2 separate regions of the Homo sapiens genome follow, and region 2 is linked to region 1. A link is an interaction called in ENCODE POLR2A ChIA-PET data of the cell type or tissue named here. Cell type or tissue: A673. All regions are shown on one strand. Links, peaks and the distances in the headings refer to the core of each region. The heading gives the core; the rest is flanking DNA.

Region 1 (10,168 bases), core at 2,884-6,883:
TTCCTTGTTTCCCCCACTTCTCCCTGCTATCTCTTGGCTATTTACTATTTTTAAACCTTACATAGCACAGAGAAAGAGGAATGGCATTTGAATGAAGTTTGGAGACAAGATCGAGTCCACAAGAAGGTAGCATAAAAGGCTGGGATTATGCAGGGTTTCAATTATCCATGCTTTCCCTAAAGATCAGGCCGGGCGCGGTGGCTCACGCCTGTAATCCCAGCACTTTGGGAGGCCGAGGCGGGCGGATCACGAGGTCAGGAGATCGAGACCATCCTGGCTAACACGGTGAAACCCCGTCTCTACTAAAAATGCAAAAAATTAGCCGGAAGCGATGGCGGGCGCCTGTAGTCCCAGCTACTCAGGAGGCTGAGGCAGGAGAATGGCGTGAACCCGGGAGGCGGAGCTTGCAGTGAGCCGTGATCGCGCCGCTGCACTCCGGCCTGGGCGAAAGAGCGAGACTCCGTCTCAAAAAAAAAAAAAAAAGATCATATATTCCATACCCCTCCCCACCTGACCTACACACACACACACACACACACACACACACACACACACACACACACACACACACACACACACACACACACACACACACACACAAATGGTGACTGCCCAAAATACGACACATTGGTATTAGAGAAAACAGCAGAATTAGGAAGGTCACTTTTAAATTCTCCTCCCTTCTCCCCTGAGGCAGGTCATAAAACCTTCATTCTAGAGGTACCCTCCCTGTACCTGGAGGAAAGGAACATCCTTATTTTTAACGACACAGAGATGCCAAGAAGAATCTGAACAAACAGGCCTTGCTAAACTCCCTTAAGTTTATTACCATTAGATCACATCCTTTTGTCCCCCAATCATACTTCTGCACAACTGTGCATTCTTTATCAAACCTAAGCATAAAATATGCAGATTTCTCTGTTTCTTTGGGTCTTCTTTTCTGAAGCCTCCCATGTCATGCAAAACTTATATTTGAATTAATTTGTATGCTTTTCTCTTGTTAAAATCTGTCTTTTGTTGTAGGAGCCTCAGCCACGAACCTAGTGTTGGGAAAGAAAGATATTTCTTTTCCTTTACGATTGATAGACAGACAGACAGAATGAATGAATGCAAATTGCTGAAGAACATTAGAAGCTATTTAGAAAGGATTCAGATACTAGTGTAAACCCCAAAAGACTAATTCAATAGAAAAAAATGCCCTTTTAACCAAACAATTCCAACATAGGAGAGAATGTTCCTCTTTCTTCAAAGCCAAATATTTTACTATGTTTTATAAGACTAATTAAAACAATATTGTGGTATTCGAGAATGTGTGGGTTATGGAGAGGAACAATCTGCCCCACAAAAATCTTCATTTCATCAAGCAAACACCACATCTATGGTGAGAGTTATGCAGGATCCTCGGAGACTTTTGCTTTGTTTCATTAACATTCACATATCCACTTGGTAAGAACCGTAGCTTGGAACTACGATTTCCATTACAAAGCCTCTGAAATGCCAGGAATGAGTCATGGCATTGTGCAGCCTGGGCAGTGCACTGATTTTCTCCATTAACCAGGCGTACATTCTGACAACTTCCAGGAGAAAGCTGAATGAGTCAGTTTCAGGAATAAACCACATTAGAATACTATGTGCGTGGAGGAGTTAGGGTAATAGGGATTGGTTTTTGCTGCTGTTTTGTTCTTTTAAAACAGAAATATTCATAAAATTCATTTCTCTGAAGATAGCAAAATAACATAGATCCACCCAATTATAAGGATTCTAACACCATGACCAATTTGGTTGCCCAAACATTACAAAGTGTAGTAAAACTGCTAGGATCAAAAATAGCTTTTCAAGGACAGTCCCACAGCCCCCTTAACACAGAGAACACTACCTCTGAACCACTTCCAAACACCTTCTCCTTTCCTGATTTTCTTCTTTGGGTGTCTTACACCACCTGACTTTCACAGAGAAATGGGAAGTCAGGAGATAACAAGTTAGATAACTAAACGACGGAAACACATGGCCAGAATTCAGGCAGAGCATGTGCCGTGTTTCAGCAGGAACAACAAACCTGACTATAAAAATGGATCTCTGGCTTCAGTGGGAAGCAAAATGCATAATGCAAGGCTCTAGACTGCGAGGATCTCTTCTGCATCCTGTCATGTTCCCTGCTGCCATTTCGGTTTTGGAAATTGGAGTCCAAATCTCTTTAACCCTACACGTTCTTGAGAATTGCTTACTGTGTTTATGAGATGAAGGCCTAAAGCATTGTCATCCTGGACCACCTACTAAATAAAGAAATCAGCAATATTAGAAGGCTAGCAATTTCCTGGCAAGGTGGAAATATACTGAAAGAACTAAAAGCAGAATAGGCACAGTGGTTCACGCCTGTAATCCCAGCACTCTGGGAGGCTGAGGCGGGTGGAACACCTGAGGTCAGGAGTTTGAGACCAGCCTTGCCAACATGGTGAAACCCTGTCTTTACTAGAAATAAAAAAAAAAAAATTAGCTGGGTGTGGTGGCTCGTGCCTGTAGCCCCAGCTACTCAGGAGACTGAGGCAGGAGAATCGCTTGAACTTGGGAGGCGGAGGTTACAGTGAGCCAAGCAAGATTGTGCCACTGCACTCCAGCCTGGGTGATAGAGCAAGACTCTGTCTCAAAGAAAAGAAAAGAAAAAAGAAAAGAAAGGAAAGTACTAAAAGCATAAAATGGTTAACATCTTTTTAGAACTTCTGATCTTGTTTGAAACCAATACCATAGGATGATTTGAAAACTGAGTACAACCATGAAAAATGGAGATATCTGAATACGCCAAAGGCACTTTTAATACCAAAATGAGAGGTGAAGTAGTTAGGGTGACTGTCAGGAGCCAGTACATCTCAGATCGAACATGGAGCTGCTGTGGTATTCAGGGGCTCCTTTGTACAGGATCATACTCAGTTGTTCTCCATCTTTCTTAGTATTGAGTCGCGGCCTTGCTTTTTCTTTTTTTGGATTTGGCCTCTAATGTTTAGGCACGAGTCAGCACACACAGATGAATAGATTAACTGAGCTAATTTAAGGGAGCCCTCCCGTGGAAGGATTCTTTTTTAGCCTTCTATATTTAGGCTAAGGTTTGTGCCTGTGCAAGACACTGACTGAAGAACTGAGTTTTCCAAACCTCACGAGCAAGGACTCTCTACCGTGAGATCTTCCTAACAAACCTCTCACTTGTTCATGGGAGCTCTGATGTCCCCATAACCACAGAGTATTAAAACAGGCCAATTATGGCAAGCTCATTTGTACTGCAGGGTGACTCTCGCCTCACTTTCAAAAATGTGGTGAGCACATACTGTGTTGGTATTCAGGCTAGTGAATATCCCTATCTGGTGAAACTCGATAAAACTTAATTTGATATGACAACTCTATTGAATTCTACCAGAAGCAATCACTTCAATTAAATCACACAGTTCCTAAATCTCACATTTAGTAACAAAGTAAAGACTTTGAAGCTCTCCCCTGCTGCAACATTGTTTCTCATGTCCTTACACTATTGCTTAGTCAGACCTAAAGCATAGCTAAGGAATAAGTTTAAAGTTTGACTCTCAAGCAAAAATTTCAAAGGTTCTGTGACTTGTTGGTCATAAAATAAGCTGCTCTCCATGGTAGGGGATTCTCTGCCTTTTTTTTTTTTTTTTTTTTGGAGACGGAGTTTCACTCTTGTTGCCCAGGCTAGAGTGCAATGGCACAATCTCGGCTCACTGCAACCTCCACCTCCTAGGTTCAAGTGATTCTCCTGCCTCAGCCTCCTGAGTAACTGGGATTACAGGCGCCCGCCACCACGCCCGGCTAATTTTTATATTTTTAGTAGAGACGGGGTTTCACCAGGTTGGCCAAGCTGGTCTCGAACTCCTGACCTCAGGTGATCCACCCGCCTCAGCCTCCCAAAGTGCTTGGATTACAGGCGCGAGCCACCATGCCTGGCCTTCTGCTTTCTTTTAAAATCTCTCCCTACTGAGCCAACCACAGTGGCTCACACCTGTAATCCCAGCACTTTGGAAGACTGAGGTGGGACGATCGTTTGAACCTGGGAGCTCGAGAGCAGCCTGGGCAACACAGTGAGACCTCATCTCTACAAAAAATAAATTTCAAAATTCGCTGGGCATCATGGCACGGGCCTAATATTCCCAGTACTCAAGAGGCTGAGGTGGGAGGATCACTTGATTTCCAGGAGGTTGAGGCTGCTGTGAGCCGTGATCATGCCACTGCACTACAGCCTGGGTGACAGAGTGAGACCCTGTCTCAAAAATAAAATAAAATCTTTCCCTAGCCCACTTATTTGAGTATCATTTAGGGCATAGGTAATGCTAAGGGATCTACCACATTGTCACAATGATAAGAATGTCAATAGATTCTCTTCTCATGTCTTTGACATTTAAAGACATCTGTAGAAAGGTAGACACCATCTGTGTCCTCCTGCTGGCAGAGACTAAACGCCTGCATGGTAGAAACCACACCAGTAGAAACCACACCAGTATCTACACCAGTATCTACACCAGTTTCTACACCAGTAGAAACCACACCAGTACCTGACCAGTGTCAGAAGGGCCTTTAGAGAACAGAATCAATTATCCATTGCCTTCTCTTTTGTTTCACAAATTCTTGGGCATGCCGAAGAGGTCAAGTTTTGAACAAGCTGCTTTTACAGTCTTACTTTTTTAGAGAACCTCATGCAAAAAATTTAAAAGCAAAAAGCAACTTAAAGGAGCAGCAAAACTCCTGCCCTTCCCTCCCTAAAAATGGAATAAACTTACTTGGCAGTATCTCTGCTGCCACTGAATATATTTACTGCTTAAATGAGACAAACCTCTTGCCAGGCTTCTTGCCGACTCTGCAGGGACCTAGGCCTCCTTTGCATAAACACTTCTTTCCAGAGAAAAGAATGAGAATGCCACACTTTAATATTTTGGCATTCCTTGTTGGATTCAAGTGGAATGCTAAAATGGATTTAGGTCCCAGAGGAGAGAAGTGAATGAATTTTCATCACTCCCCCGACTTAATTCTATGTGCCCTAAGCGTGGCGTCTGATGACTCAGAGTAGGTTCCATGCTCAGATAGAGGCATCAAACGCTTCAGAAAGTAGGGAAGAGTGGCCTCCAGAGTTCAGCTCTCAAAAATAAACCAATCCAGATCCATGAGCTGAGGTCTGAAGTTTAAGAGCGATAGCCATTACTATTTACACAGACAGAAGACCGAAATTTGATCTCCCTTCAGCTCAGTCAATAAGATGACCGGAAGAAGTGCTAGGCTCTCTCTTCTTAGACTCAGCTGCCTAAGGCCCTGTAGATGGCCTGCTGGGGCTGGGCTGCTGCTCCCTCCTAAGGGCTGCAGAGCCCTCCCACCCCTGCCCACAGGACCCAGGGCTTCGGTAGACAGCTTTGTCCCAGTGATGCCTGGGCATCCCGAAAGCAGGTGAGAATTCAGTGGACTTCCAGAGTGTTCCTTCTAAGCAGCTGAGAGGTTAAATGAAACCAGTCCAAATTTCCAGTGCTAAAAGCAGCAGGCAGCCCGCTATGCTGACGCTGCCGTCACAAAACCCATGGTTGAGTACAAGGTAGCCATTATTTATTCATGATCCTGAGAATGTTTTTATTGCCTGTATTGTTTTCTAACTTTGGAAGCACCAAATAAGGATGACTTTTGGTGCAAGGTAGGAGCCAGGACTATTTATATGATCTCATTCTTTCTTACATAATATATTAAACAGGCCCTTTAGGCCTGAGCGTGAAAGAGCCAAATTCTAGCTCTGGACAAACATGTGCTGCTCCCATTGAAATTGGGGTGACTTGGCTGTCAGACAGCTGTGGGGCAAACTTTACTCTTCAGCAAGGATATGATGGATAAAGAATAGTTTCCAAGCATGGATTATAGTGCTCTGGAAAAGAGCCACTGGAGGAATATGAAAGTAAATTCCTTTAAAGCCCAAATCAGCAAATACTTCCCATCATTTACAAATATGCTTGTCTACCTTCCAAGCCTGCAAGGTAACCTTCGAGAAAGGGTCCCAGGTACCTCTCTGGAGATCATTCAAGATCTCTTCCGGTGAGTCTCTAATGCCGGCAAAATGTATCTTGGGCCAGAAAATCACTCTCCTAACTGTTAACACGGTGATATTTCACTCTTAGTCACTTCGTGGGAAGATGCATAGCTGGTTTCAGAGCAACAAATTACTTTACAGTTGCACTTCATCATTTCATTGTTCCCATGTTACAGACAGACATTTTATGGTAATTGATCTTGATTTAGTACATACATAGACTTATTTACATGCTACCTTGTACCAAAAAGAATTTTAAATGACTTACATGTGGTCTTAGAAATTGCCCTACATCCTTATAACCCTTAAAAAATAATACTATTCTTGTCTAATAAGTTAGATTTAAAAAAAATTCATGATAACCTTTATGCAGCTAAAGTTAAAAGCAGATCAAACCTAGTGTTCAAATCCTCCAATTTTTAATTTGGAAAACAAATCCCAGGATGACAGGGCACCCTCTCAGGGGCCCTGTGAACCTTAGTCAGCCTTTTCTGAAGTCTTACGGAATTCCAGCTATAGATAGGTAGAAGAGGAGGCAGAGAGTGACAGATTCCACATCATGACAAAGTGAGACGTCTGCAGATGACTGAAAATAGTCTCCCACGGTTGGTTTTAATCTTCCCACCTTCCCTCCACCCTCGTACACCCTTCTGCGCTTAGGAAGAGTAAAGATGACTGCATTTAAGTGGCTGACAGGCATCCCAAGGCTCGAAAAAATTTAAAAGAGGGAAAAAAACACAAAAAAAACAGCTGGATGTGGTGGCATATGCCCGTACTCCCAGCTACTCCAAAAGCTGAAGTGGGAGAATCGCTTGAACCCAGGGGTTCCAGTCCAGCCTGGGCAACAAGGCAAGACCCCATCTCAAAAAAAAATAAATTTAAATTAAAAACAAAAACAAATTCCAAAGCAGAATGGCTGACTATACCCTGAAGAAAAAAAAAAAAAAAAAAACACTATAAACAGAAAAGGAAGCAGTAGATGGGGGTAATGGTGTGACATTTTCCTTCTCCCCATCTCCCAATCTCCCCCTAACACTACTCTCCATTCCTGCCCCCACCCCAATGCCTCTGCAGCACCACCCCTTCTCTTGCCCCAAAGTTCAGCTTCCTGCTAGGGCCCTGTCGCACCTCTTCCCTGAGGTGTCAATTCAGGCCTATGCGTTGAGCCCTGATAATCCAAGCTTTGATTTCATGCCTGCTGGCAGCTGGTTCATTGCCACATTCACTGGCACTGAGATGTAGAAACCTACTCTGAGACAGGTTCAGATTCAGGCTTCACACACACCCACTACAGAATTCTGGAAGACTGAGTTCGTTCCACGTGTTCAGTAAAGTCCAAGATTCTAGGCCTGACACTTGTCCCAAGCTGCCCTCTGCACCTCTCACCTTCTCTAACCCTGTGCCTCACTCAGCCCAGCCTCTGCCTTGGCTGTGCTTCCTCCTGGACAAACACTGCCCACCTCTCCTTGAAGGCCAAATCTATACCTGTCCTTTGACAAACTCATTTAACAATCACTCCCATTGCACTCACTAGGTGCTGTTCTAAGCACTTTCCATATCTCACTTAATCCTTACAACACCCCTAGGTACTATTATTATCCAGATTTCAAAGATGAGGAAGCAGAAGCATGGAGATGGGACCTAGCTTGCACAAGAAGCCACAACAAATAAGTAGTAAAGCCAAGGTTCAAACCCCAGAATCTGTGTCCCTAACAGTGATGCTGCTGGGCTGGGCTGCCTCTTCCATAAAACTCCCATGTCCCAACTCCAGCTAAAATTACTTTTTCCTTCCAAGTTCCAGAGCCCTTCAGTGATCTTTCTCTTACGATCTAACCATTTTCTGCCTCACTTTCGCCACACTTATCTTTCATTTTTCATCTTTCCTGGCAGATGGTAAGCTTCTTGAAGACAGAATCCATGTCTGATTCAACTTGGGTCCCCTCAGCCACGCCTGAGCTCTGCACATCCTCGGTGGGTGCCTGTCAATATTTATCGGTGGAAGGAGGGGAAAAAGAATTCACTCAGCTAAGGGATCTCCTGCTGGAATGAGGAACACTTCCTTCTTTGTGTTCATCTCTATGTGGCTGCAATGTTTATATTTACTTTTGTTGTTTTAGGAGCAATTTTAGCTGCTATTGGTAAGGAATGCAGGTAGTCTTGAAGGTCAAAGCTATGTCTTATGAGCATGGGAGGCAACAGCAGTTAAGTTCTCCTCTGTTCCCTCCACATACAAGAGCTACTTGTAGAGGTGGTAACAATGATATGAAGACAACAATTGCAGCAATAACAACAGCTACCATCAATCACATACCACGTGCTAGGCACTTTATATCCTATATTTGTAATTCTTTCAATAAGCCTACAAGCCAGGCTTTATTATCCTTATTTTACAGATGGGAATTGTGATTCAGAAAAGTTAAGTCATTTGGCCGAGGTCAAAAGCTGGTAAAACATAATGCTGAGGCTTGAACCCAGTTCTGCCTCCCCCAGGCTTCGTCTGGCTCCGTCCTCTACACAGCAATGCCTTTCTTAGCCCTGAAGGAGCTTCGCTTTCTGTAAGAGTTAAGAAAGGCAAGTCACCTGGGCCCATTCATTCTTGGCTTCCTGGATTTCGTGGTTTTGGTCTTTTATGTGAAAAGCTACCCTTACACATGCACATTTCTTCCAAGAAACCAGATGAACGGTAACCTACTTTCACAAAGCTCAGAGAGTCCTTAATGCCTAGGAACAGACTGGACGGCGATCACAAAAATGTACTAAGAGATTTACAAGAGGGTGGTGCAGATGGGGGCGGGGAATGAGGGATGGGGCCAGACAGACTTGCTTGGGGTCAGACAGGCAGAGCGAGAACTAAATGTTCTGTTCGGAAGAAAGGATACATCACTCTTCATTAATCTATAAAGTTGTCTTAGTTGGGCCACAACAAACACTCAGTGCGTTCACAACGTGGCCACAAAAACATTTCACTGGTCTGGGTGTGAACGTTTTTTCTTTACACAGGAAAAGCAGTGCTTTTCACCCCAGGGGGCTGGGGGGGCAGAAGGGAATCCCTCAAAACGCAGCATACACTTAAACATGATTCAGCTCTGATTCATAGAATCTGGAATATTATTCGATTCACTCCGGGATTCTTGGTGCAAAGCGTTCCCTGCATGCTGGCAACGTCATCTTTCCATGCTACTAAGCGACAGACAACTTTCTTTAACATGCTCTGAAGCTCACAATATGTTTAAGACAGACTTTTCTGTGTGTGAGAGAAAAGAGGTGCTAATTATAGGCAGGAACAGCAATACCTAGTGGGGGCCTAGTTAAAAACCAACACCAACAGTGGACTAAAGAAAGGAGTGCTAGCCGGGCGTAGTGGTGCACGCCTGTGGTCCTAGCTACTTGGGAGGCTGAGGCAGGAGGACTGCTTGAGCCTAGGAGTTCAGGGCTGCAGTGAGCGATGATCGCACCACTGCACTCCAGCCAGCCTGGGCAACAGAGTGCGATCCTGTCTCTCTCTAAAAAAAAAAAAAAAAAAAAAAGAAAGAAGCGTTGCTTCTAAAAATAAAGCTCTCCTTAAATATTCTTTATCAGCTTGTTTCAGCCAAACTTGACACATTCGGTACACATTTCAACCCTGTGACTTTTTTCTTTCCTGAGCATTCCGTGGAAAGCAGGTGCTCAGGGAGAGCCTCCAAGGAGGACAGCAGCAGCTTCCCCTTCTCTAACGGGCTCCAGGCTGGGGCATGTGAACCACTGAACAGTACCTTAGCTGTGTCTCCTCTAATGAGTAGGATGTAAGGGAGAAAATGTGGGTCAAGGGTTCAGAGAGCTTCATGATGATCCAAGCTGTAGCTACTGACTCCACAGCCCTGTGGCTGCGCCTCCTTCTCCCACGAATGGCTTAATGGTGGTATTTCTCCTCAATTTAAATTAAAGGAAGATAAAGCATGGTAGCCTAACCTAAATGTCCTCTGCTCTATGGCCTCGGGCACTGATTGGAGGTTCAGCCTTCTTTGTGAACATTTCAGAGTTCCCTGTCTGTCATTCCTTCTTGACCCTGCAGAGTGATATGGTGGAGAGAGAAGAACATGGACTCAGGAGTCAGACTCCCTGGCTTCA
Region 2 (10,168 bases), core at 2,042-6,041, 290 kb before region 1:
ATAACACCTGGCTTGCCTGACCCTAGTCCTAGCCTTGTGTCATCAAAAGTCATTTGAAATCTTGCAGTTAGTTATTCTAAATAAGAAACAAGTTAGCTTTTAAAAATCTTGTTTACCAAATTCTCTGAGCATTAATTATGATAGCTAGGAAACTGTTTTAAATGCTGTATTCCTCCCCAGCTGCCTTTTTTAAGGATAGGGGAAAAAGTTAAGCTGTAGTATCACACTAGAATTTAAATTGTAAAATAAACTTATAGAAAGGAAGAGTTCAGAACATATTTTATTCAAAAACTGGTATCTTAAGATAAATATTTAACGCTTGCCTCATATTAAGGTGATAGTTGGCCTTAAGCAATTTTATTTGCTTTTATAGGAGCAATTTTGGCGTTCAGTTATATTTCACAACCACCTTGATTATTTAGCTAAAAATGGTTATGAATATGAAGAGAGCACTAAAAATCAAGCAACAAAAGAGCAACAGGAACTTTTAATGAAAATGCTTGCGGTGAGTAAAATAAATATACTGAAAACGTTAAAGTTAAATGCTTTTCTATAGGTTGAATTTCTTAAAGGTCTGTGCATTAGGACTAAGTCCCACAACCTAAGATTCTTAAGTTTTTTTTTGTTGTTGTTGTTGTTTTTTGTGCGACGGAGTCTCGTTCTGTCACCCAGGCTGGAGTGCAGTGGTGCGATCTCGGCTCACTGCAACCTCTGCCTCCCGGGTTCACGCAATTCTGCCTCAGCCTCCCGAGTAGCTAGGATTACAGGCACACACCACCACGCCTAGCTAATTTTTTTTTTTTTTTTTTTTTTTTAGTAGAGATGGGGTTTCCCTATGTTGGCCCGACTGGTCTCGAACTCCTGACCTCGTGATCCGCCCGCCTCAGCCTCCCAAAGTGCTGGGATTACAGGTGTGAGCCACCACACCCAGCCATTCTTAAGTTTTATCTGGTGGTGTTTTCCCTTGTAAAGTTCTATCTTCTAGTTGGTCTTGCAGTTAAAATTTTTTTCTTTTTTTTTTTTTAGGCGGAGTTTCGCTCTTGTTTCTCAGGCTGAAGTGCAGTTGTGCAGTCTTGGCTTACTGCAACCTCCACTTCCCGGGTTCAAGTGATTCTCCTGCCTCAACCTTCCGAGTAGCTGGGACTACAGGCGTGTGCCACCATGCCTGGCTAATTTTTGTATTTTTAGTAGAAACAGGGTTTCACCACATTGGTCAGGCTGGTCTTGAACTCCTGACCTCAGGTAATTCACCTGCCTCGGCCTCCGAAAGTGCTGGGATCACAGGCATGAGCCACCGTGCCCAGCCTAAAATAAATAAAACAGTACCTTGTAGCTAAGATCATGTGCAGGAATAAACATCTCTAGGGCTACTTCCCTTTTGCTTTTGCCCATCAGTCTATGTTTTAACGGGCTCTCAAGGTAACTGAGAACCACTGCTCTAGTTTCTGTTATTATTTTACAAAGTTTGAGTATATACTGTTTTTTAATCTCCAGGGCTGGGCAATCTTAAGAACTTTGATCGGGCTGTTAGATATGCCTGCCTTTTGTCATCCTCTTTGAGTTAGGCAGCTGTGTGTGATGAAAATTTATTTGTGACCAGTGGCCAGGTTTGGTGTCTAGAATATTTAAGTACATTTATCTTTGGAGCAGGGTGTCTTAAAGTTCCTGTGCTTGTGTCCCCACTCAAGGTTGGTTTATGGAGAGGAGTATAGTATCATTTCTTCTTTATTTGTCTTACACTAGACTTTATGCCCCAGAGGGCAGAGACCTGCTCACTGCTGTATGCCAGGCACTGACATGGTGGCTTAACACATAGTAGACCTCGATATTTGTTGACAAGAGTGAATGGTCCAGACTTTTAATTTTAAAATTGGAGAAAAAAGGTTCTTAGAGAAAAGTGGTATATGAGACCACAGAGCAAATTGCCACTCTTGTCTCCAAAAGGTAGTACTCACTACTGTCACCTTTATGCAACATGGCCTTAAGTTTGGTATTAAGAAAACTCAGTTTATTGTAGAAAAAGTTTTATTCCTTTTATAAAGTGTTACTTGTGGTCCAGGAACTAGTAGCCTTTTTATTTGTACAACACATATAAGGAAACATATTTCATGTATTTGCTATTTAGCCTAGAGGAGCTTTTCCCTGTGGCAGTGTTTCTCATATCAAAAATACCAGGGGACTCATATCAAAGATGCCAGGGCAGGAGGATATCTTGAGCCCAGGAGTTCAAGGGGATTGTTGAGTTCTTCTTTAGCATTCCTGACCCCCGGGCAAATGCCTTTAGTTCAGAATAGTCACTGTGGAAACCAGACTATTCCTTTTTATTTCTTTTTTTTTTTTTGAAACGAAGTCTCGCTCTGTTGCCCAGGCTGGAGTGCAGTGGCGCGATCTCTGCTCACTGCAAGCTCCGCCTCCCAGGTTCACGCCATTCTCCTGCCTCAGCCTCCCGAGTAGCTGGGACTACAGTTGTCTGCCACCACACCAGCTAATTTTTTGTATTTTTAATAGAGACTGTGTTTCACCGTGTTAGCCAGTATGGTCTCGATCTCCTGACCTTGTGATCCACCTGTCTCAGTCTCCCAAAGTGCTAGGATTACAGGTGTGAGCCACTGCGCCCGGCTTCCTTTTTATTTCTAAATGCCCCCTGAGGCAGTGTACCATCCCGATTAAGAAGTACTGATTATAGATAAATGATACTAAAAATCTTGAAAAGGGCATCCAGGTGAATATCTAAAGCTTTTGTGCTGATGGATCAGACATGGAATATCTAAGTAAGAAAATAGTTCTAATACACTATGAATTAGGAGACCCTTAGTAATCTTCAAAATACCAACTTTTCTCAGTTTGTTGTTTTTCTTTTTTGTATTTTTTAGAGAAAGGGTCTCACTCTGTTACCCAGGCTAGAGTACAGTGGCAAGATTGTAACTCACTGCAGCCTCAACCTCCTGGGCTCTAGTGAACCTCCTGTCTCAGGCTCCTGAGTAGATAAGACTGCAGGTGCATGCCACCACGCCCAGCTAATTTATTTTTTGTAGTTATAGGGTCTCACTGTGTTGCCCAGGTTAGTCTCAAACTCCTGGCCTCTAGCAGTCCCTCTGCCTTGGCCTTCCAAAGTGCTAGGATTACAGGTGTGAGCCAGCACACCTGGCCCCCTTGATTTTTTTTTTTTTTTTTTTTTTTGAGACAGAGTCTCGCTTTCTCGCCCAGGCTGGAGTGCAGTGGTGCAATCTTGGCTCACTGCAACCTCCACCTCCCGGGTTCAAGCGATTCTCCTGCCTCAGCTTCCCGAGTAGCTGGGATTACAGGCGCACGCCACCACGCCTGGCTAATTGTGTTTTTAGTAGAGACGGGGTTTTGCCATATTGGCCAGGCTGATCTCGAACTCCTCACCTCATGATCCACCCATCTGGGCCTCCCAAAGCACTGGTATTACAGGCGTGAGCCACCGTGCCCAGCCTCCCCCTTGAATTTTTTAAACAAATTTCTTAATTTTCTTGCAATTAGTAGATTAAAGTGGTATGTAATATTTCATCAAATCTAAGCCACTGTTTATTGCATAGTGCACCATTACTTTATTCATTTAAGCCATGGAGACATAAAAATGCTGCCAAACTGACCCACCATTAATTGTAATTAATTGTAATTCCAATTTCAGAGATGTTAAAACTTGTAAAAATGTGCATCTTAGAATTAGGGAGATAGAGTAGCTAGAAAACTATTGTCTCAGTTTTACTAGTAGTGTCAGTATCTTTAAAAAGTTTTACTTGATGTTATTTGATCTCCCCCCCCCCCCCCTTTTTGGATTAGCTTTCTTGTAAACTGGAGCGAGAATTCCGTTGTGTGGAACTTGCTGATCTAATGACTCAAAATGCTGTGAATTTAGCCATTAAATATGCTTCTCGCTCTCGGAAATTAATACTGGCTCAAAAACTAAGTGAACTGGCTGTAGAGAAGGCAGCCGAATTGACAGCAACCCAGGTGGAAGAGGAAGAAGAAGAAGAAGATTTCAGAAAAAAGCTGAATGCTGGGTAAGAAATAATTTAGTTGTTTGAATTTTCCTTTACTGTCTTGAATGTTAAGTTGGTCTTTGCATAGCTCTTTATTGAATAATATTATTTTCTCTTAGTTACAGCAATACTGCTACAGAGTGGAGCCAACCAAGGTTCAGAAATCAAGTTGAAGAAGATGCTGAGGACAGTGGAGAAGCTGATGATGAAGAAAAACCAGAAATACATAAGCCTGGTGAGATACATTTTCAAGCCCATAAATCATGAGAACTATCATGGATGTGGCTTTTCCCATTTTGCTTAACTGAGGGAAATTGAATACTCATACTTTTTTTCAGACCTCTTTGCTATCTGGTTGTTGTATATTGAGGATGACTATATTTTCCCCATTTACATTATATTGCTTTATTTTAATCTGTAGGACAGAACTCGTTTTCCAAAAGTACAAATTCCTCTGATGTTTCAGCTAAGTCAGGTGAGAAATATTTATAAATTTGTAATATCAAGGAAATTTTGCAAGTCATCTGCAAAGTGACACATCTACGCAAATACACCTTAACTCTTAAGGCCACTTTTGGTGTGTGTGTGTTTATGTTTTTGTTTTTTTAATCTCAGATGTTGTTTGTGAAGCTATGGTCATTTAACAGATGTTTATAAAATGCCTATTGAGTGTCAGGCATTTTACTTAATGGTGGATACAGAAGTCAAACAGACATGTGTGGTTGATCTCTGTTTTAATGCTATTTTAGCCCAGCTGAGAAGACAGATGTTGAAGACAGATCTGGGTATCACTGAGGAAGCATGCAGGATACTGGAGAAACAGTTAAAAGGAATTGAAGGCTGGGCGCAGTGGCTCACGCCTGTAATCCCAGCACTTTGGGAGGCCGGAGTGGGCGGATAACGAGGTCAGGAGTTCTAGACTAGCCTGGCCAACACGGTGAAACCCCATCTCTACTAAAAATACAAAAATTAGCTGAGGGTGGTGGTATGTGCCTGTAATCCCAGCTACTCGGGAGGCTGAAGCAGGAGAATCACTTGAACTCAGGAGGTGGAGGTAGCAGTGAGCCGAGATCGTGCCATTGCACTCCAGCCTGGGCAATGGAGTGAGACTCCATCTCAAAAAAAAAAAAAAGGAGTTGAAAATGGTTGCGTACAGGGAGTGGGCCTGGGGGATAAGAGAAGGTTGAAGTAAGGCACTGCTGGCCCTTTTTTGGTGGGGAGCATAAACCTTATAGTACCATTTGACTTTTTAAACTGTGGACATATGTTACTTTGATTTAAAAAAATTAACTTAAAAAACATGTAGAATATGAAAAGAGCGTATGACACATAGCTGTCATCTAGCCAGTGGTGGAGGATGGGTAGGGACTTCAAGGCAGGCCTCATGGAGTGTTTACAGCAGAGACCTGAAGGATGAATAACAGTCAGCAAGGCAAAGGTGCATGGGAACAGGAGCAGAAGAGAAGCATTTGGGCTTAAGGAACAGTATGTGTGAACTGAAGGCTGCAAAAGGGTGGTGTGAAAAGCTCAGAGAGCAAAGAGAAAGTGGTGCTGAAGGGTTTCGGAGTGATGGGCAGGAGCCAAGTCATGCAGATCTGTGTAGGCCATATTAAGGATTTTGGTCTTTTTTTTATTTTATTTTATTTTTTTTAATAGAGATGGGGTGTCACTCTGTTGTCCAGGCTGGTCTCAAACTCAAGCAATTTCCTCACCTCCACATCCCAAAGTTGTTGGACCTGCAGGTGTGAGCCACCACACCCGGTCAGGATTTTGCTCTTTATTCTAAGGTCACTGAGAGACTGTTGTAGGTTTTAAGCAGAGGTATAGCATGGCACACTGTGCTGAAGAAGAACAGATAATAGACTACTGGCCAGGTGTGATGGCTCATGTCTGTAACCTCAGCATTTTGAGAGGCCAAGGTGGAAGGATCACTTGAGACCAGACGTTTGAGACCAGCCTTGGAAACAATGAAACCCTATCTCTACAAAAAGTAAATAATAAAAATATTAGCCAGGCATGGTAGTACACACCGGTAGTCCCAGGTATTTGGGAGGCTGGGACAGGAGGATATCTTGAGCCCAGGAGTTCGAGGGTGCAGTAGGCTATGGTTGCACCACTGCACTCCAGCCTGGGTGACAGAGCAAGACCCTGTATCAAAAAATAAATAGGCCAGGCGTGGTGGCTCACGCCTGTAATTCCAGCACTTTGGGAGGCCGAGGCAGGTGGAGCACTTGAGGTCAGGAGTTCAAGACCAGCCTGGCCAAAATGGTGAAACCACATCTCCACTAAAAATACAAAAAAAAAAATTAGCCGGGCATGGTGGCTCATGCCTGTAATCCCAGCTACTCGGGAGGCTGAGGCAGGAGAATTGCTTGAATCCAGGAGTGGGGAGTTGCAGTAAGTGGAGATCACGCCACTGCACTCCAGCCTAGGTGACAGAGTGAGACTTCATCTAAAATAATAATAAGAAGAAGTAAATAAAAATTAAAAAATAAAGAGACTACAAGCTGGGCGTGGTGGCTCACACCTGTAATCCCAGCACTTTGGGAGGCTGAGGAGGGTGGATCACGAGGTCAGGAGATTGAGAGCATCCTGAAGAACACAGTGAAACCCCGTCTCTACTAAAAATACATAAAAATTAGCCGGGCATGGTGACAGGCACCTGTAATCCCAGCTACTTGGGAGGCTGAGGCAGGAGAATGGCGTGAACCCGGGAGGCAGAGCTTGCAGTGAGGTGAGATCATACCACCGCACTCCAGCCTGGGCGACAGAGCGAGACTCCATCTCAAATAAATAAATAAACAAACAAACTACAGAGGCAGTCCAAATGAGATTGAATAAGGGCCTGAGCTAGGGTGGTGATGGTGATGTTAGAAAGAATGGGCAGAGTTGGAGAGCTATTTCTGAAGATGATGAAGAGAGTGTAGGAGTTCAGGGCGTAAAGAGTGATTCTCAGTTTCTTGTAATAGAAGAAAAACTTAAGCACATTTGAATCTTGAAGGATTAATTTGAACATTCAGTGATTCATGAATCAGGGAGGCACCAAACCGCAAGGGGCTAGCACTCTGCCAGGAGAGACAAAAGGGGAAACTTTTATAAAGTATTTTCAGAAACGAGATAAATAAAACAATTTTTATTGGCTAGATGGAAAGGTTTTTTTGTTTGTTTTTTTTGTTTGGTGGGGGGGGTGCGGATACAGGGTATCTTGCTTTGTCACTCAGACTGGAGCAGAGTTGGAGTGCAGTGATGCAGTCCTAGCTCGCTACAGCCTTGAACTCGTATGCTCAGGTGATCCTCCTGCCTCACCCTACTGAGTAGCTATGACTACAGTTGTGCATCACCATGCCTGGTTAATTTTTTGTGTGTACTTTTTGTAGAGAGAGGAGCTTGCTTTGTTGCCGAAGCTGGTCTGGAACTCCTGGGCTTAAGTGACCCTCCTGCCTTAGCCTCCCAAAATTTTCGGATTACAGGCACAAGTGGCCATGCTCAGCTAGAAATTTCCTGCCTGCCTGCCTGCCTGCCTGCCTGCCTCCCTCCCTCCCTTCCTTCTTCCCTCCCTCCCTCCCTCCTCTTCCCCCCGCCAGGGTGTGACTGTCATCCAGGTTAGAGTGCAGTGGCGTGATTATGGCTCACTGCAGCCTCAACCCCCCAGACCCAAGCGATCTTTCCACCTCAGCCTCCCAAGTAACTAGGACCACAGGCATGTGTCACCATGTCTGGCTAGTTTTGTTTTGGTTTGGGTTTTTTGTTTTGTTGTTTTTTGTTTTTGTAGAGACAGGGTCTCCCTATGTTACCCATGCTAGTCTTAAACTGGGCTCAAGCAGTCCTCCCTCCTCAGCCTCCCAAAGTGCTGGGATTACAGGCTTAAGCCACCATGCCAGGAAAGCTCTTAATTAGAGATTAGTTTGTTAACACTGGCTTGAGTACTTGAGTGAATGATGGTGCCATTTCCTAAGTCAGGAAACACTAGAGAAAAGCAGATTTAGAGAGGAAGATGATGAATTACTGTAAGGTGAGTAGAATGTCGTGAAGACAGATATTTGAATCAGGAGCTCAGGGAAGTATTCTGGTCAAGAGATACAAAGTGAAAATCATTGGCATAAGTATAGCAATTTAAACCATGAGCATGGGTAAGCAAGCATTGGGGGAGAATGTAAAGCAAAAAGAAAAATGAGCTTAAGCCTAGGGAATCTCCAACATTTGAGCATCAGGTAGAGGAAGAGGAGGAACCAACTATTGGAACACAATGAGTCCACAGGTCCAGAGAGGAAGGAACTAAGTCAGGGAATGCAGTATCTCAGAAGTCAAGAGAGGACAAAGTATCAAGAAGTAAGGAACAGTCAGCTATGTGGGATGCCATTGATAGAGCAAACAAGGTGACTGAAAGGTATCCACCAGATTTGACAATGTAGAGATCACTGAGGGCCTTAGCAAGAGGAGATTCTGTAGGGTGGTAGAGCTGGAAGTGCTATATTGTATGGAGGAATGTATGGGTGGTGAGGAAATGATAATAGTGTCAACAGTTCTTGGAAAAATTTGGCTGGATGACCGGGCGTGGTGGCTCATGCTTGTAATCCCAGCACTGTGGGAGGCCAAGGCAGACGGATCACCTGAGGTCAGGAGTTCAAGACCAGCCTGGCCAACATGGTGAAACCCTGTCTCTATTAAAAATACAAAAATTAGCCGGGCGTGGTAGCAGGCGCCTGTAATCCCAGCAATTCGGGAGGCTGAGACAGTAGAATCGCCTGAACCTGGGAGGTGGACTTTGCAGTGAGCCGAGATCACACCATTGCCCTCCAGCTTGGGCAACAAGAGCGAGACTCTGTCTCAAAAAAAAAAAAAAATGGCTGGATGGAGGAGGCGAGAGAAAATGGTGACTGGAAGGAATGTGGGGTAGAGAAGGTTTGTTTTTTGTTTCTTTTTAAGTTGGGAGACTTTAGGGGCCAATAAATAGGGAAAAGTCAAAGATGTAGGATGTCAAGAAACTTGATAGGTCAGGTTTTCTGACAAAGCAGGAGGGCATGGGATGCAGAACACAAGTAAAGGGATTACTAACCTTAGCTCAGACGAGCTGCCACTCTTCCGCAGTAACAGAAGATAAAAGATCTGTACATACTGAATATGTTTCATAGTGGCACGTTGGGGTGGTTCACATTTAATAGCTTTTATTTTGGCTTAGAAGTAGGAAAGAGGATATCTGTTGTTAATAGTTTTGAAAAGTTGCAAAATACATTTGTTTTCATTTAATGGGGATTAAAATACTCTGTCTAGTATTATAGATGTCAGAAGTCATCTATTTTCTACCATTATTAAGCAAGGGTTTCTTTTTTGTGAAAGGTGCAGTTACCTTTAGCAGCCAAGGACGAGTAAATCCCTTTAAGGTAAACTCTTCCAAGTGATGTTTTATATTATTTAAATACATTTGTATACAAAGAAATATTTCCAAATGATGAGATGACTCTCCCCAGACTTGGAGGCATGAAAGACTGATCTGTGTGGAAACAGAAGAAAGCAGCACTTGGGCTGAGAGTTGTCTTTTCTACTTACCTTCTAAGTACCTATGGTTTTGAAAGATACCTCTGTCTTTCTTGGGGATGTGGTATTTGGGAATATACGTATCATTCTTAATTTGGATTGTACCAAATGTATTTAGTTCTAAAGATGAGATGGCAATACAAACTTAACAGAAATTTCAAGAAAAAATAAGTCTCTTGGGATTTTATTTTTCTTCTTTAAACATACAGTGCTAACACTAGTTTGCTCTTTAGGTATCAGCCAGTTCCAAAGAACCAGCCATGTCAATGAATTCAGCACGTTCAACTAATATTTTAGACAATATGGGCAAATCATCCAAGAAATCCACTGCACTTAGTCGAACTACAAATAATGAAAAGTCTCCCATTATAAAGCCTCTGATTCCAAAGCCGAAGCCTAAGCAGGTACTGTTTCAGCTACCCTCATCTGCAGTAAGCAGCATGGGATCTGTTTGTCTTCAGTTTTGTTCACTGTTTCAGATATAGGATAGGAGGTTCTGATTGTTTACAATTGTCTTGCTAGGGAAGTGGGTTCAATTCTGTTTTTGCAGCTAGGCACAGTGGCACATACCTGTAGTCCCAGATACTCAGGAGGCTGAGGTGGGAGGATCACTTGAGCCCAGGAGT

Evidence for each region. Peaks named below come from ENCODE experiments on the same cell type or tissue, not always from the same donor. Only the 100,000 strongest peaks of a DNase experiment are listed, where the experiment ranks them.
Region 2: POLR2A ChIA-PET joins it to region 1 with 24 read pairs; 3 of 35 experiments call an interaction of 5 or more read pairs at or near these places.

Annotation. Positions count from the first base shown.
Region 1 is chr14:54,668,866-54,679,033 of GRCh38, reverse strand. All of the region lies in intron 2 of SAMD4A (sterile alpha motif domain containing 4A), which reads right to left. Among named protein-coding and RNA genes, the nearest start is that of SAMD4A-AS1, 14 kb to the left of the region's middle. In A673, for the core only: no CTCF peak of the experiment used is centred there; DNase peaks (open chromatin) are centred at 3,273 and 4,933; H3K27ac peaks cover 408 bases.
Region 2 is chr14:54,956,812-54,966,979 of GRCh38, reverse strand. It overlaps WDHD1 (WD repeat and HMG-box DNA binding protein 1), which reads left to right. Exons shown (of 26, transcript NM_007086.4): 18 at 374-505; 19 at 3,808-4,028; 20 at 4,127-4,242; 21 at 4,429-4,482; 22 at 9,345-9,388; 23 at 9,776-9,946. Among named protein-coding and RNA genes, the nearest start is that of GCH1, 59 kb to the right of the region's middle. In A673, for the core only: no CTCF peak of the experiment used is centred there; no DNase peak of the experiment used is centred there.